2 separate regions of the Homo sapiens genome follow, and region 2 is linked to region 1. A link is a contact called in ENCODE Hi-C data. All regions are on one chromosome and are shown on one strand. The core of a region is the stretch at or near the end of the contact, and the rest is flanking DNA. Distances in the headings are between cores, read along the strand shown. Region 1 holds the start of RNF224 (ring finger protein 224). Region 2 overlaps EXD3 (exonuclease 3'-5' domain containing 3).

Region 1 (3,327 bases), core at 335-2,834:
CAGACCTCGGGGCTGCCTAGGGGTGGGCAGCAGAGGCTGCCACAGCCCCAGCAGCAGTATCTGGGCTGGGGGAAGTGGGGCTGGGGTCCCAGGGCAGGGCACAGCCCAGCTGGCTGCCGAGTGATGGCGCTGCCTTTGAGGGAGGTGAGGGGCAGGGGTTCTAGTCTTGCCGGCTCCCGCTCAGCCTTGACCGCCAGGAAAGCAGCCAGGTCCAGGTCTAGCATGGCCACCCCTCCGCGAGGCGTGGGCGTGCTCTGACGGCACTGCGGACAGGGGATCCAGCGCTGCTCGGGCGCCGGTGTGTCCAGCCGCCGCACACACGCCTGGCAGAAGGTGTGTCCACAGTAGAGGCGGCGGGGCAGGTGCCCGGAGAGGTCATAGGCCGAGCAGCAGATGATGCAGTCTGTCCTCTCCTCCGGGGGCCCCCCTCCTCCGAGGCCTGGGGGCCCTCCGGCTGCAGCATCCTGCCAGAGGGAAGCCAGCGGTGGACAGCCTGCCTCGAGGACCTTCCGCCTGGATGGGGTGCTGGCCCCAGGAGCCCACCCCAGAGGTCAGGCGCTGGGTCTGTGGGGGTGGTGCGTGCAGACCTGGGAGGGAGCGTGGCACCGGGCACAGGCAGAACCAGGGTCTGCACACTTCTGGTTCATGTGGGCACCAGCCGGGCAGCCTCCTGTTCCCGCAGCACCACCCTGGCCCAGCTCCAGGCCCCCACCCTCCTGGCCGACCTGAGCCCAGGCCTCTTACCTGCATGGGCTCTGCTGGGCAGCTATGCACAGCCACGGGGTGGCCGGAGAAGGGAGTGGGGGACCCAGGGCGCCCTGCGGCTCCCTCCTGGGTTGCATTACTGGCCTTGCACGGGAGTCAGGAGAGAGGCAGGTGGCCAGCTGTGGCGGGCGTGGGCTCCCGTTTCAGCCACAAAGCCTTGAAACTAGATCTAACGGCACCACCCACTTGCAAGAGATAAGGTGCCCCCCGCCCCCTGCCCACCCCCTCCTGTCCAGACCCAGCCAGCTTCTGCTAACACCTTATCCAGGCTGGCCTTGGGGTCCATTTCCCCACTCTTAGGGCTTCTCAGCACGCTCACACCCTTCGCCACACTCAAAACCTCCCTCACCTCTCCCCTCCCCCACCCTCCCCCTCCCCCTCCCCTCCCCTTCCCTCCGCTCCCTCACTCTTACCCTCTCCTTCCCTTAACCTCCCCTCCATACTGGAATGTTTTCCTGCCTTGGCCTCTGCTCACATCTCCTCCTCTAGGAAGCCTGCCAGGGTTCCCTCCTGGCTCAGAGCCTTCTGCAGACTTTGCCACTGTGCTTGTCTGTGGATCTGTGTGGCTTCTCAGCCTCACCTTGATGCCGGCTGGACGGCAGAGGGCTGCACCAGTCCACATGGACTCCAGGTGGCGCACCAGCTCCGTGTCTGGGGATCCCCGCTCCCAGCTCGGGACCCCAGACAGTGCCAGACGCCTCCTTGGTGGGCAGCTCCTGGCTGCTCTGCCCGTCTGCAGCCTCCAGGCCACCCTGGGAGGCCCAGGTTCCGGGAGGTATGATCAGTGTGTCCACACCAGACTGCAGGCAGAGCAGAGTTGAGGGACCAAGAAGGGTTGGGACAGGTGGGCAGGACCCCAGAACCACTCACAGCCCCGCTGGGTGGAAGCAAATGGCCCCTCCTCACCCCTGCCCACCTTCTTGGCAGTCTGCCCCCAGGACTGGTCAGACAAGTTCTCGTGGCTGGCCTGGGTGTGGTCACCCTCTGGTGGGGGCCAGCAACGGGGCAAGGCGGGGAGCCTGGCACGCTAAGTCCTGGCACAGGGTCAGGGCAGTGACCCATCTGTCCCACGCCTGGAGACCTCTGCATGCCACGCGCCTGCCCTGCCCTGCTGTGGAGCTGGTCACCATGCGTCAGGGAAGGGCTGGCATGGCGTGAGGACCCGTCTGTCCTGCGTGGCCAGCTCGGCTGCCACCTCCTCGCCTTGTCTCTGCCCTGCCCGGAACACCAGGGCGCCCCAAGCTGGCCTCAATGCTCACTCCCTGCCTGGCATCCTGGCTTACAGTGGTGAGGCAGTACCTGCGCAGAGCAGCCTAGCGCCTGGTGCTCAGCCCCAGAGAGGCCCCCACCCTGCTCAGCAGACCAGGAGACGGCCCAGCACCCACGGCCCCAGCCTCCTCCTGCCTCATCCTCAAGGCCTGGTCCAGGCCACCTCCTCCCGGAAGCCCAGGCCCCGAGGCAGGACAGGAGGTGTGCAGGAATTAGATATTTCCTGGGAAACTAGAAAAACATCCCAGCTGAGGTTGGGAGGTGAATCACCAGTGGGCAGGGCGTGGTCCTGGCTGTCTGGGCTCTCCTGTCCCAACCTTCCACTCCCTGAAACCTGCAGCACCTGCTGCACCCACCACCCTCTTGTCGACACGCTCCTTCTCTTGGAGGCCTTTCCTGGGGTCCCCCCAGTTCCATGCGCTGTATCCTCCTGCTGTCCGACCCATGGACTGACCCCAGCTCACAGTCTCAGTCTCGGCCCCAGGGAGCGCAGGTCAGCTCAAATCCAGACCTGGCTCAGCTAGGGCTGTGGACACGCTGCAAGCCCTCGTGCAGTCTCTGGGCAGACCCGGGACTTGCAGGCCAGGGGAAAGTGTGGACGTCATGAGGCAGTGGCATCCCTGTCCTTGCAGTGTCCACAGTGACTGTGTGTGTGTGTTCTCGGGTCCACATAAAGGGGCAGATGCCCTGTGTCCAGCTACAACCCCCTCCCAAAGGAGCCTGCAGCAAAGAAGAATTGCTGGGAGGAAGATCACCCTGCTTTATTGCCTGGGCCTTAAGGTAATCAGGGGTGTCCCTCTCCAGCCAGGACCTGGGATTCCGTTTCAGGAGCTCGGGCTGAACGGCCACCTTCCTGGTGGGTCTGAGCCCCAGTGCCTGGTGTGAAGGGGCAGACGCCCATGACAACAGCCACCCCGCATGTCCCGGCATGTCCCGGCACTGTGTGAGCCACATTTGCTGAAGTCTGGGTCCTGGCCCTGGCAGGGTGGGCTGGGCTAGGAGATGACACAGCAGCAGCAGCTGTGGCAGCGGCAGAAGGGGGGGCAGTGGCAGCAGTGGCAGCAGGGGCAGCAGCAGCAGTGGTGGGCGATGTCATCCCCGCGCCCCGCGGGCGGAGGGCCAGCGTAGGTCAGTCCGGCCTGGCGCTGACTGCTGCTGTAGGGGTTGCCAGGCTGCTGCCAGGCCTGCTGGTTCTGGATGGGGGCAGCCCCCTGGTTACCCTTGGCGCCCTTGGGCCCTGGGACCTCGGTCGGCTGCAAGAGGTGGGTTGGCTCTGGGGCACAGGGCCCCACT
Region 2 (2,652 bases), core at 1-2,500, 130 kb before region 1:
CTCCTTCCTCCTTCCTCCATCCTCCTTCCTCCTTCCTCCTTCCTCCTTCCTCCATCCTCCTTCCTCCTTCCTCCTTCCTCCTTTCTCCTTCCTCCATCCTCCCTTCCTCCATCCTCCTTCCTCCTTCCTCCCTGCCTCAGGGCAGATGGTCGCCCGGCTCCCCGTGGCTGCGCTCTGGGCGTGGGGGGTGGGGCCCTGAAAGGTCGGCACCCCGCTGAGGACCAGCCAGCCCGTTAGCACCACTGGCTGCCGCACCCTGGGGGAAAAGGGCTCAGCCAGACTGTGGTGCCCTCCCCGGGGCCCCCTCAGGCTCTGGAGTGGAGTATGGAGGTGAGGCTGACGGAGGGTGTGGACGTGCGTGTGCCTCAGTCCCTGCCGCTCATGGGGCTTCAGTCACGGGACCCACAGTGAGCAGCCGGCTCTGTCCACGAGGGTTCCACGTGCCAGTGAGAGAAGGGCAGGGCACAAACGCAGATGCCAACGCCAAGAAGGAAACTCCCTGAGGAAAGACAGGGAGGCCCCAGAGGGAGGCCAGACGAAAGGGCCCGCCACACAAGTGCAAGGGAGACCCCGGGGCCGGCGGGACCCCCAGGCTGAGTGGGGTGGACCCCAGCAGAGGCCCAGGTGGTGAGGAGGGGGTGGGCTCCGGGGCAGAGGTGGAGGACGGTGAAGGGGCAGGCGCAGCCCCTCTGCCCGTCTCCAGCCCGCCCCAGAAGGAGGCCGTGGTGAGGCTGCCCTGAGCCCTCAGTGCTGAGCTGGCCTTTCCTTTCAGCGCTGTGTCCCAACGCGGCCATTCAGCAGCGCCTGGCGGCCCTGCGGCACCTGTGCCACAAGCGGTTTGTGGAGGTTCGTGAGCAGGAGGGGGTCCTGGGGGCAGCCAGCCGCGGCCTGAGCCACAGAGTTTGGCCTGGGATACTCACTGCGCACTGCAGGGTGCACAGACATATCAAGTAGGAGCTGCTTCTTGCCCCAGAGCTGGGTGAGCTGGGCCAGGCCTGGGTGAAGGGGAGGCCATGGGGCCCTGGCTCTGGGCTGTGGCACCAGGGCGGGTGAGCACCTGGGCTCTGCCAAGGATGTACCCTGCCAGGGGTCGAGGAAAACTCCCACCAGGCCCCGATACAGCCTCTGGAGCTGCCTGGCAACCGCCCCTTCCTGTTTGCCTTTGCAGAAGAGCCTGTCACAGGAGAACTGGACCGACCATGTGCAGGTGAGTTCGTGCCCTTGCCTGTAAGCCGGCAGGGCGGCCTGGGCGGCTGTCCTAGGGGCACAGGCCCGGAGCCTCCTGGTGGAAGTGCGCAGAGCTGAGGCCTTCGCTGGGGCTGCTGAGCCCAGACCCCATGTTGGGGCGTGTGGCTGGCAGGCGGGTGTAGGGTCCTCAGGCCCGGGAGGCCTGAGCGGGAGCCGAGGGCATCAGTAGAGCCTGACTGGGCCTCGTTCCAGGCAGACGGCAGCGTCCGTGCCACCCGAACCAACCCAGCGGAGCTGCCTGTGGGGCCGGGTGGGGGCTGAGAGTCACCAGAGAGGTGCAAGGCGCCTGGGCGAGGCCGGAAGGAGGAAGGCCAGGCCCCCCCAGCCCGGTGCCAGCGCAGAGCCGGCCGGAAGGGCAGCGGACGTCCTGAAGAATGCGGGCGGCTTCCACGTATTGTCGTCCACGTGGGAACCCACGCCGGGGAAGCAGCCTCAGGCTGCTGGGCCTGAAGCCAGCGGGGCAGGCGGACCCTCCTCGAGGCCGTGGGGTGGGAGGTCGTGCAGGAGCTCAGCCTGCTGGGCAGGTCCCCTCCCTTCCCGCCTGACACTCAAGGCCATCCTGGACCCATGGACTCCAGGACCTTGCGGGGAGGGAGACCCTCGCTTGTGCTGGGCCCTGCATTTCCCAGCGGGGGCTGAGGGTCCCGCAGGCCTGTAGGTGCCTCTGCTCCTGGGCTGGGCGCTGCCACGGTGGCTGCGGGGTGGGAGAGAGCTCACCCTGGTGAGGATGAGGTTTCTCAGGACCCCCTTGGTCATTGCCACCCAGAGGGCACCCCTCTGTCTGCTCCTGGGCCATGGGTGAATGGGTGCCCAATAGCCTCCTGAGCCCTGCCAGCCAAACCCCACATAATGAGGAGGAGGGGAAGGGGCAGAGGGGCTCCCCTGGCAAGAGGAGGAGCGTGGAGATGGGGCAGGCTGGGCAGGTGCTCCAGAAAACATGCCCGGGCTCCTGGGACCCGGGGTGGGGGCAGATGCCTGGTGAGAGCAGGAGGGCCGGCAGAGGCTTGGAGGCCGGGAAGGTCAGTGGAGGCTTGGAGGCCAGGAGGGCCAGTGGAGGCTTGGAGGCTGGAAAGGTCAGTGGAGGCTTGGAGGCCAGGAGGGCTGGTGGAGGCTTGGAGGCCAGGAAGGTCAGCAGAGGCTTGGAGGCCAGGAGGGCCGGTGGAGGCTTGGAGGCCGGGAAGGTCAGCGGAGGCTTGGAGGCCAGGAGGGGCCAGCTGGGGCTGAACTGAGGTGGGCAGCCTTCACCTCAGGCTTGGAGACCCGGAAGGCCAGCCGGGGCTACACTGGGGTGGACAGCCTTTGCCTCAGCACCTCTATCTCAGCCGCTTTGGTCCTGTGGAACCTTGACCTCAGGCAGGACAGATGCTGCAGGCCTCAGGTGGACGGCTGCCCCTCCTCCCCGAG

Evidence for each region. Hi-C counts contacts between places; a loop is a spot of excess contacts on that map.
Region 2: a map of vagina shows a loop between it and region 1 (5-fold over the local background). The contact joins the enhancer-like site here to the promoter of RNF224 in region 1. A Hi-C loop is called at or near these places in 1 of 168 maps with a recorded cell type or tissue (vagina).

What each region holds. Positions count from the first base shown.
Region 1 is chr9:137,225,759-137,229,085 of GRCh38, reverse strand. It overlaps RNF224 (ring finger protein 224), which reads right to left and starts at 1,584. Exons shown (of 3, transcript NM_001190228.2): 1 at 1,225-1,584; 2 at 745-934; 3 at 1-464. The coding sequence starts at 750. CYSRT1 (cysteine rich tail 1) reads right to left here. Exons shown (of 2, transcript NM_199001.5): 2 at 2,771-3,327. The coding sequence ends at 3,030. RefSeq lists enhancers at 656-1,281, 1,476-1,625, 1,415-1,915 and silencers at 1,306-1,375, 1,195-1,489.
Region 2 is chr9:137,352,894-137,355,545 of GRCh38, reverse strand. It overlaps EXD3 (exonuclease 3'-5' domain containing 3), which reads left to right. Exons shown (of 22, transcript NM_017820.5): 9 at 773-846; 10 at 1,169-1,207. Among named protein-coding and RNA genes, the nearest start is that of NRARP, 52 kb to the right of the region's middle. Within about 2 kb of position 1,250, at least 8 of the 41 ENCODE cell types and tissues checked have a DNase peak (open chromatin) inside an H3K27ac peak, as active enhancers do.